Regions from separate parts of the Homo sapiens genome. Here region 1 is linked to region 2. The links are chromatin contacts, found by Hi-C or POLR2A ChIA-PET in ENCODE. All regions are on one chromosome and are shown on one strand. Each heading gives the region's core, a stretch centred on a gene start or an enhancer-like site at or near the end of the contact. The rest is flanking DNA. Distances are from core to core; before and after follow the strand shown. Region 1 overlaps STK38L (serine/threonine kinase 38 like). Region 2 has its middle 64 kb from the start of STK38L.

The links. A loop is a pair of places that touch in the nucleus more often than their neighbours do. ChIA-PET counts read pairs that join two places held with the same protein, here RNA polymerase II (POLR2A). Pooled maps may share reads with other maps.
Region 1: a loop to region 2 is called in a map of endothelial cell of umbilical vein, with 4 times the contacts of the local background. The contact joins two enhancer-like sites. A Hi-C loop is called at or near these places in 6 of 168 maps with a recorded cell type or tissue (aorta, ascending aorta, endothelial cell of umbilical vein and 2 more), 4 of 37 single-sample maps with no recorded cell type and 13 of 50 pooled maps. POLR2A ChIA-PET finds 5 or more read pairs at or near these places in 4 of 52 experiments (AG04449, GM12878, HEK293 and 1 more).

What each region holds. Positions count from the first base shown.
Region 1 is chr12:27,288,064-27,292,204 of GRCh38, reverse strand. All of the region lies in intron 1 of STK38L (serine/threonine kinase 38 like), which reads right to left. It overlaps LOC124902905 (a long non-coding RNA gene), which reads left to right. Exons shown (of 3, transcript XR_007063254.1): 1 at 1-801; 2 at 2,538-2,636. Among named protein-coding and RNA genes, the nearest start is that of BMAL2, 43 kb to the left of the region's middle. Within about 2 kb of position 1,549, at least 2 of the 41 ENCODE cell types and tissues checked have a DNase peak (open chromatin) inside an H3K27ac peak, as active enhancers do; they include GM12878 and endothelial cell of umbilical vein, where a contact is called at or near this core.
Region 2 is chr12:27,178,325-27,182,599 of GRCh38, reverse strand. It overlaps the pseudogene LOC124902904. Among named protein-coding and RNA genes, the nearest start is that of STK38L, 64 kb to the left of the region's middle. RefSeq lists an enhancer at 3,583-3,632. Within about 2 kb of position 2,664, at least 10 of the 41 ENCODE cell types and tissues checked have a DNase peak (open chromatin) inside an H3K27ac peak, as active enhancers do; they include GM12878 and endothelial cell of umbilical vein, where a contact is called at or near this core.

The sequences.
Region 1 (4,141 bases), core at 300-2,799, 110 kb before region 2:
AATGGATTTAACACTGTTCTTTTTGTTTTATTAAAGCCCTTTCTTTGGCCAGAAAAAGAACAGGATACAATTTGCAAGTCTAGAATTCCTGGACTGATAAAAACAACACAAGGTGCCCTTGAATTTCCTGTTCACGTGTGTTTTCTCCAGACTGCTCTATTCATTAATGGAGACACTACCAATAGTTAAGTCCAACATTCTTTTTTATCAAGCCTGGGGAAAGGAGATAACAAATCTGGCACTCAGGCCATTTATAAATAGATGTGGTATCTCCAACCATTTACCATCAAATTTCTAAAGGAAGAAAATAGAACTGCTTTACCTGGCTGTAAAACAAATTATTTAACTGGTGATTTCACCTTAGTTTTCACATACTGCATTTCAGAGGAAGGAGTGTCCTTAATGCTACTATATTGCCTTGTAGTATAAAAATTCGCCTAAATTCAATTCACTAGTTGCAATCATAATGCCCTAGGCTACAATAAGTCCTCAGATTGTACACTGTATAAACTGGGTCCCTAACGAAAGGGCAGCTACAGCTTCTTTCCTCTCTGAGGCACAGTCTAAAATGCAAGAAATTCATAGGTGAAGTTTCAAATCCCAGCATTAACTTTCACTAATTGTTTTATTTTCAACCAACATTTATTGCAGATATATACCATGTTGACTGTATGAAGTGCTGAGAATAAGACTGATAAAACACAGTTCCGGCCCTTAGGGAGTTCATGATCTTATGGAGACACAAAGTAGGGAGAAATCAGTGCTTCAAGAGGAAGGATAATCAAAGGTTTAATACAGAAGGTGATGCCTGAACTGAATCTTGGAGGGGATGGGGCTATAGTAAGAGTTCACCAGTCAGATGGACTCAGAGGAGGAAGAGCTGTAAGGCATGAAATACACTGACACACTTAAGCATACCGATAGACTGAGTATATTTGATTAAATGGCAGAAGATGAAGGTAGAAATAAGGAACTTTTTTGTCATGTTAAAAATTATCCTGAACATAAATGGGAATCACTCAAGGCTTTTAATTTAGTGAAAACCTAACAGCCATTAAAGAATATTTATTGAGTTTTTACCCAAGTACCCAGAATTCTTCTAAGAATATTACATTCTTAGAAGCATTTAATTCTCCTAACCAGCCCTCAAATCCTATCTGATTTGCACTTCGGATAGATTATGCTGGTACAGGGAGGATGGCCAAAAGGCTGGAAGTACAGATCAGACTAGAGGAAGTAAATCTGCTCAGGAGGCTTAATAATGAATAGTCAGAGATTACAACCTGGTAGCCTGCAGAATCATTTTGTTAGGCTTGTGCTACAATTTAGAAAGTAGAAGGTTTCACATGAAAATCCAGGTTTCTGGTTTCTCCTGAAAAGTCTGATCTGTCCACAATGAGCTCTGTCAGCTCCACAATGACAGCTGGAGCAGAGCTGCAGCCGGCCCCTTACAATACAACATCCCACCCGTCCACCAACTCTCCATTCCCACGTGCCCAGACTCATTCACTTTTTATTACCCACATTTTATTACCCACCTGCTTCCTTTACAGCACATTTGAGATTACAGAATAGTGAGGGACTAATTAAGATAGTAGCAGAAGTGAAGAAGCCTCAGTTAGTCAGCTGGAAAGACTAAAGTCTCTAATTATCTCTAAGTTTCAGATGTGGATGACTGGGTAAATGATCAGTAAGGACAGAAAGTATAAGAAAAGCTAGTTTAAGGCTAGTTTAAGAAAGTTAGTTTAAGGCTGATCCTGTCTGAGTTATTTAACCTGAGTCAGGATCCACATTTCTAAAATGGAGATCATAAATGCCAACCTTATAAGGTTGATATGACGCTTTGATGGTGGCAGAGCACAGGATGAAAGGCCAGATTGCCTGGGTCTGAATTTTGGTGCAGCCATTCACTAGCTGTGTCACTTTAGGCAAATTAAACTTTAAACTTTCTGTGTGTCAGTTTCCTGTTAAATAAATATAATAATAGCCACCTTGTGTGCATGCTTATTATGATAATATAAGACTTAAGATAATTCTAAAAGTTAGTACTTGTAAAAGGACTGAGATACGTCATGTGTTTGATAAATCAATAAATCAGTAAAAAATATTTTTAAAGTATCTCCTAGCACATATTAATGCTCAAAAATTATTAATTTTCTTCCCTTCCCTGCTCAATCTTCCTGCTCATCCCTCCTGCCTTGGGCTGCTGCCATTGTCAGTTAGTTTGTAAATTTAATCTCTAATAGACATTCCCTCTCTCTTCTGATCTTAGCCTACTTCTTTGACAAATTAGATTACTTCTAATGGAGAGGGGAGAGAAATGTAGCAAAAAGAAATATTTAAAGTAAAAAAAGAACTCTTGGTAGAAGCCTTACTAGAAGTTAGTAGTGATTTGGGGTAGAACTAGAGGTAGAGGTGTTCCAGGGAAGAGCTAACCCTTTCTCTCACAAAAGAGTGATTCTCATGAGGCAACACACACCAATTTATTTGTAATCTCTTTACTGTATCTGCTGTTAATAGCTTTTGTTTTTATTTAGCGTGGCCCTCTCCATGTGGCGTATGCCCTGATCACTAGACCAGAGGAATGCATTTCATAAACAGACACCCTTGTCTTTGCTCCTTCTGTGAATCATAAGGTTGGTGATGATGGCACAGTGGTGCTGAACTCAACATTAGCATTTTCATTTTCAAAACTGTTTTCGAAATAGTTTTCCTATGCACAAAAATATAGTTCAATGGTTGAGTACCTGAAAGCTTATTTGGCTGTAGTAATGATGTTCATGGCAGAATACCTGAGTTTATTGGTCCAAATAATTACTAAAAATCCCTCTGAACTTCATTTTTTTTTAAAACTTGCAATGAGAAGGGGAAAGTGTTTATAAACCAAATGCAAACAATTAAGAGGTAAATTTACCAAAGCAGCAATTTTATTTAAAATTCTATTTACCGATCTTAATGTTTAGATAAACTATCACCCTGTCTTTCTCAAAAACATTCAGAAAGAAGCAGTCTATTCTTAAAATATTTATAAAATTTAATTGTTCTATTGCTATATGCCTATCTGGTAGTGCACTAGATTTTGTCTGCAAAAAAATGTTCAGCTGAATCAAGTCATAGTTAACTTTAAAAAATTACCTCAGCAGAAATGCCACATAACTTCAAATACTTATAATCTAGCACCTCGATGGGAAAAAAAAATCAATGCCAACTTTTAGATAGTATGGGCATCCCTAAAAGAATTTTAAATCAGTTTCTATTACTGGCACACACACGAGCACATACAGAAAAATATTTGTCTTGATTGATATAAAAGAGAAAAAAAGCCACAATTTGCAAGAAGGGGGAGTAAATGGCAGGGGGGAGGGAGATGATGGGTAACGAAGGTGAGGGGAGACCAGAGTGAGTATGTCAACATTATTTGTAAAGGAGGAAATATTCAGAGGTAAAACAAAATGAAAACAACTGGGAAAAAACAAATTTATAAATATATATATAAAATGATATATCTTTATGTTATTCATATTTAATTATAAAATATATACAGAAATTTATAGAATTTATAAAGATGAATTAAGTGGCCTAGGGAAACTTTTGGAGAGCATGAGAGCATGGTTGGGGGAAAGACAGATATTACAGTGATCTAGAGAATTTGGGGCCAACAGGTTTAAACTATGGCTCTGAATTGTGGGTTTGGATGAGTGAGATGATAGCTAGTGCACCCAGAAGGATCTATCCTTCCCTTTGCCTTGTCAGCTGAGCCATGCTTCCATCTATTAATACATCCAGTAACCCAATATCATGAGTTTTCTTCTATATTTTTCACTTTTGTTATAAAGAATATGGGTCCGTCAAAAGTAAGACGAAAGATTTTTTAAATAGGGAAATTTAAAGTTTAAAATAAATGTATGCTTTAAAATGTTAATTTTAAAGACATAAATTTAGAAATGGAAAAATAATCCTGTTCACAAAAGTAGCAAGGAGGAGGAGATGGAGTACAACATTCATAAAATATGTAAGAATAAACTTGGCTGGGCGCAGTGGCTCATGTCTCTGTAACCCCTTTGGAAGGCTAAGGCAGGTGGATGACTTGAGGTCAGGAGTTCGATACCAGCCTGGCCAACATGACGAAAACTCATCTCTA
Region 2 (4,275 bases), core at 1,415-3,914:
CTGCCTCGGCCTCTCAAAGTGCTGGGATTACAGGCGTGAGCCACCGTGCCCAGCCTGTTTAGGTTTTTTAATGGAGACTTCATTACACAGGCATCATTGATTAAATCATTGGTGATTAGTGAATGAACTCAAACTCCAGCCCCCTTCCCCTCACTGGAGGTTGAGGGGAGTGGGAAGGCTGAAAACTCCAGCCCTCTTATCACATGATTGGCTCCCCTGGCAACCAGCCCCTATCTTGAAGCTATCTAGGGGTCCACCAGGAACCACCTTATTAGCATAAATTTAGGTATGATTGAAAGGAACTTGTAATGAGTAACAAAAGATGCTTTTATCACCCCTATTGCTCAGGAAATTCCGGGAATTTTGGAAGCTATGTCAATAACTGGGAACTGGCGGGGCATGGTGGCTCATGCCTGTAATCCTAGCACTTTGGGAAGCCAAGGTGGGTGGACCAGAATTTCAAGACCGGCCTGGGCAACATGGCAAAACCCATCTCTATAAAAAAATTGTAAAAATTAGCCAGACATGGTGGTCCATGCCTGTGGTCCCTGCTACTCAGGAGGCTGAGTTGGGAGGATCACCTGAGCCTGGGGAAGTTTAAGCTGCAGTGAGCTGTAATGGCACCACTGCATTCCAGCCTGGAGGGTACCTGTCTCCAAACAAAAAATAAACAAACAAACAAACAAACAAAAAGAACTGGAACAAAGACCAAATACATATTTCTTTTTACCACACCATCTTTCTGAGTTTTCCTTTAATAGCCCATGAACATAAACTCCCCACCCTCATAACTGTTTCTTTCTTCAGGGAGAGATACAAAACTTATTTCTTGGGTGAAGATCTCCACTTTAAGCTGCAGATTCACATTACTGTGCCCTTGGCAATATTAACTCATTCATTCATTCAGACAGTCAGTAAATTTTTTTTGAGGCATTGTTTTAGGTACCGTTCTGAGTGCTTCAGGTTTAGCCATGAATCAAAAAGACAAAATCTGTTCTCATGGAGCGTAAATTTAGTGGGGGTAATCCAGTCAGTGAAAAAATGAGTAAACAAAATAATTTCAGGTACTGCTATGAAGAAAATATAACTCAGTGATGTGCTAGAGATTGTCTGGGAGACTACTTTAGATTCCATGCCAAGGGAAGGCTCTCTGGCAGGGGGTCTACAAAGGTAAGCCACCCTTCCCCATCCCATCCTGGTCTGACAAGGAGGGGTTGAGAAAAACAAGCAGAACTTCTCTGTGTAATATGCAAAAAGCATTTTTCAATGCTTGTGGGGATGGGAAATAATCTTAGGGAGATTCTTTTCCTGTGAACTGATTTCTTTTCCTTAGAATGAATCACTATAGTTCAAAATTCCAGAAAAATTATAATCTTACGAGATCTTATAAGAACCCATCTCCAGCTCTTCTTAAATTTTGAATTTTCCTTCAGACATTGTTTCTGTTGTGTAATGCTTCTATCTTATTTCCTTTTTTGCCTTCTCCTCTGATATCCCATTAGAAATAGAGTCATTTACTATTAAGTCTGGTCAACCACATGCATTTTGAAATATTTACTTCCCAATAAAAGTTAGATGAGTAATTTACATCTAAAAAGAGCTTCTACCACTGAATATCTCGGTCATCACTTGTAAACATAACTTATATGACTTTGTTCACTTTTTTTTTTTTTTTGAGACAGGGTCTCGCTCTGTCTCTCATGCTGGAATGCAGTGGTGAGATCTCAGCTCACTGCAACCTCTGCCTCCCAGGTTCAAGTGATTCTCCTGCCTCAGCCTCCCGAATAGCTGGGATTATAAGCATGTGCCACCACGCCCGGCTAATTTTTTTTTTTTGTATTTTTAGTAGAGACAGGGTTTCACCATATTGGCCAGGCTGGTTTCGAACTCCTGATCTCGAGTGCTCTGCCCACGTCGGCCTCCCAAAATGTTGGGTTATGGGTGTGGGCCACTGCACCCAGCCAGTTCACTTTTCTTTTGCATTAATGGGCACCATGATATTTTGAAGAGGGCACAGAGTGGTGAAAGACCACGGGCTTTGGGGTCAGGTCTAGCTTTGAGTCCCTACTCTTCCATTTGCTGACTGAGTGAATGTAATCAAGTTACTTAATCTTTTCTGGATGGAAATCGTAGCTACATTTTAGGGTTATAGAATCAAAGATACTCAATGAAAATTGTCTGGCAAACACTAGGCACTTAATTCACAGAAGTTATTACTATTATTCTAGTCATGTTCAGTAATTGATATAAGCTCTTGGATTCTATATATGGTTTTTCTGACATTTCCACTTTTGCCTTTTAAAATCTGCTATGAATGTACTTGTAAATATAAACCTTGTGTCTTCCAAATGCAAAGGGGAAAAAAACCAATTAAGATTACATTGAATAGAAGTAAGTGTGCTGGAATTAGAGCTATGTGATATTAAACAGATTAATTTCCATGGGCTGTTGATGCAGTCATAAGCCTAAAATAATTTGGCAGAGCTAAACCAGACTAGCAAAAACAGACTTCTGAACTGGCACATAGCACAAAAGGTAGTTCTCCTTATGCCCAAATATAGATGTTGACTCATGCAGGCTGGGTTAAACATCTGAGGAACAAAGTGGTATCACCCAAGGAGGCAGGATGACATCATTCTGCAAATGTTTCTCGTCTGTCTGGTTTTGGGGATTAGACCTTTTTAGCTCCTATTTCTCATAATTTCCATTGGTTGCTCTTAAATACTACCCTCCTTGAGAGATGCAACATCAGCTCCTGCCTATCTTTAAATTTCCTGTGCATTGCAAGTATTATTTTTCCTTGTCTGACATGGTATTTGGTTTCTACCTTACTAATTCTATTGAAAGTGGTCTCAAAGGAGCCACTAAAAATGGTCTAGTTGCTCAACCAAATAGCTTTCTTTTTCGTTTTCCTCTAGATCTGTGTACGGTGTTTGACACTGCTGATCGATTCCTTTTCCTTATCACTCTTTTTCTTTGCTTTCTTATGCTTGTCTCAGGATTCCTTTTTTCAAAAGGCAGTTCTTAGGAGCCTCCTTCATAAATTTCTCTTCCACAACCCGCCACGAGATGTTCTCCAGAGTTACAATTCAAGACCTTTTCCTTGTTCACACACTCTCCCTGCCAGCACATTGCCCTGTGTCCCCACTCTTATGCACCTTCCCCCAAACTCAACCTGTTCAGGTCCCTGAACCTGCCCCAACTAAGAACCTTCAATTTTCTCCATTATTTTCACAATAAAGCCCAGGCAATCTTAGAAGACCGTTAAATGCTTTATAACTGGGTCTTAGCAAATCTTTAGAGCTTCATCCTAACCACTGATGTTCTCTGCTCCTGCTCATGCTGTTTATTTATCTCTCTCCTTTCTGCTTTCCACAAAAATCTTGGAAATCCTCCAAGATCCAATTCAAATGTCACTTCTGCAAAATTTCCCTTAGCACCTTCCTCCCTGCTCCCCTGATGGAATTGGTGCCTTCATCACAGTTCCTATATGATTTTTTTGTTTGTTTGTTTACTAGTGTAGCATTTCCCACATTTTATTACTATCTGGTCTGGACTTATTTGTTTGTTCCCTTAAATGGTGATTTCTTGAGAGAAGTGACATTAACGTCTTTGTCTTATTATTATTCATACTACTCATCACAGTACCTTGTAGATAACTGTGTTCTCAAGAAACTTTTCTTGATTTGAATTTAACTTATTTTTCAAAGATCAGTCTTCTAATCAGGTGCAGTTGCATTGCTACTTAAAAGGAGAGTGAAAGAGAGAGAGAATCTTTGTCATCAGCTCATTGTATCTTAACTGTATTTAGGCTTTCATACCAAAGCTCTTTTCTACTCTCCATACATAATTAAACTGTGGGCAAAAGAAAGGTGTTCCATGCTATGTACAACCAACTCCCTGGTCAGCTAAATTCTAGTGCAGAATCATCGGAAAGAATCGGAATGTCTAACTTACTATATGGGAATAAAGAGTCTACTTAATTAAGTTGGATAAGCTCTTCCACGACATCAGTATATCATTTAGTACATTTCTTCTCCTAGGAGATTAAATAGGGCCTGGATATATGTTATAATAAATGCACACAAGCTCTAATTTTGTTCAGCCAAATAAATGGTTACTTAAAACTAAGCCTGGATAGACTCAATTGTATCATGTAACTAAGCCAGACAGAAAAAAAGCCTTATTCTAGTGGTTGTGAAGTGCACTGTTTTTCTACTTTCAGCCACTCTATTTAGCCAAGATCTACTTCACTAATGATCTTTACTTCACCAA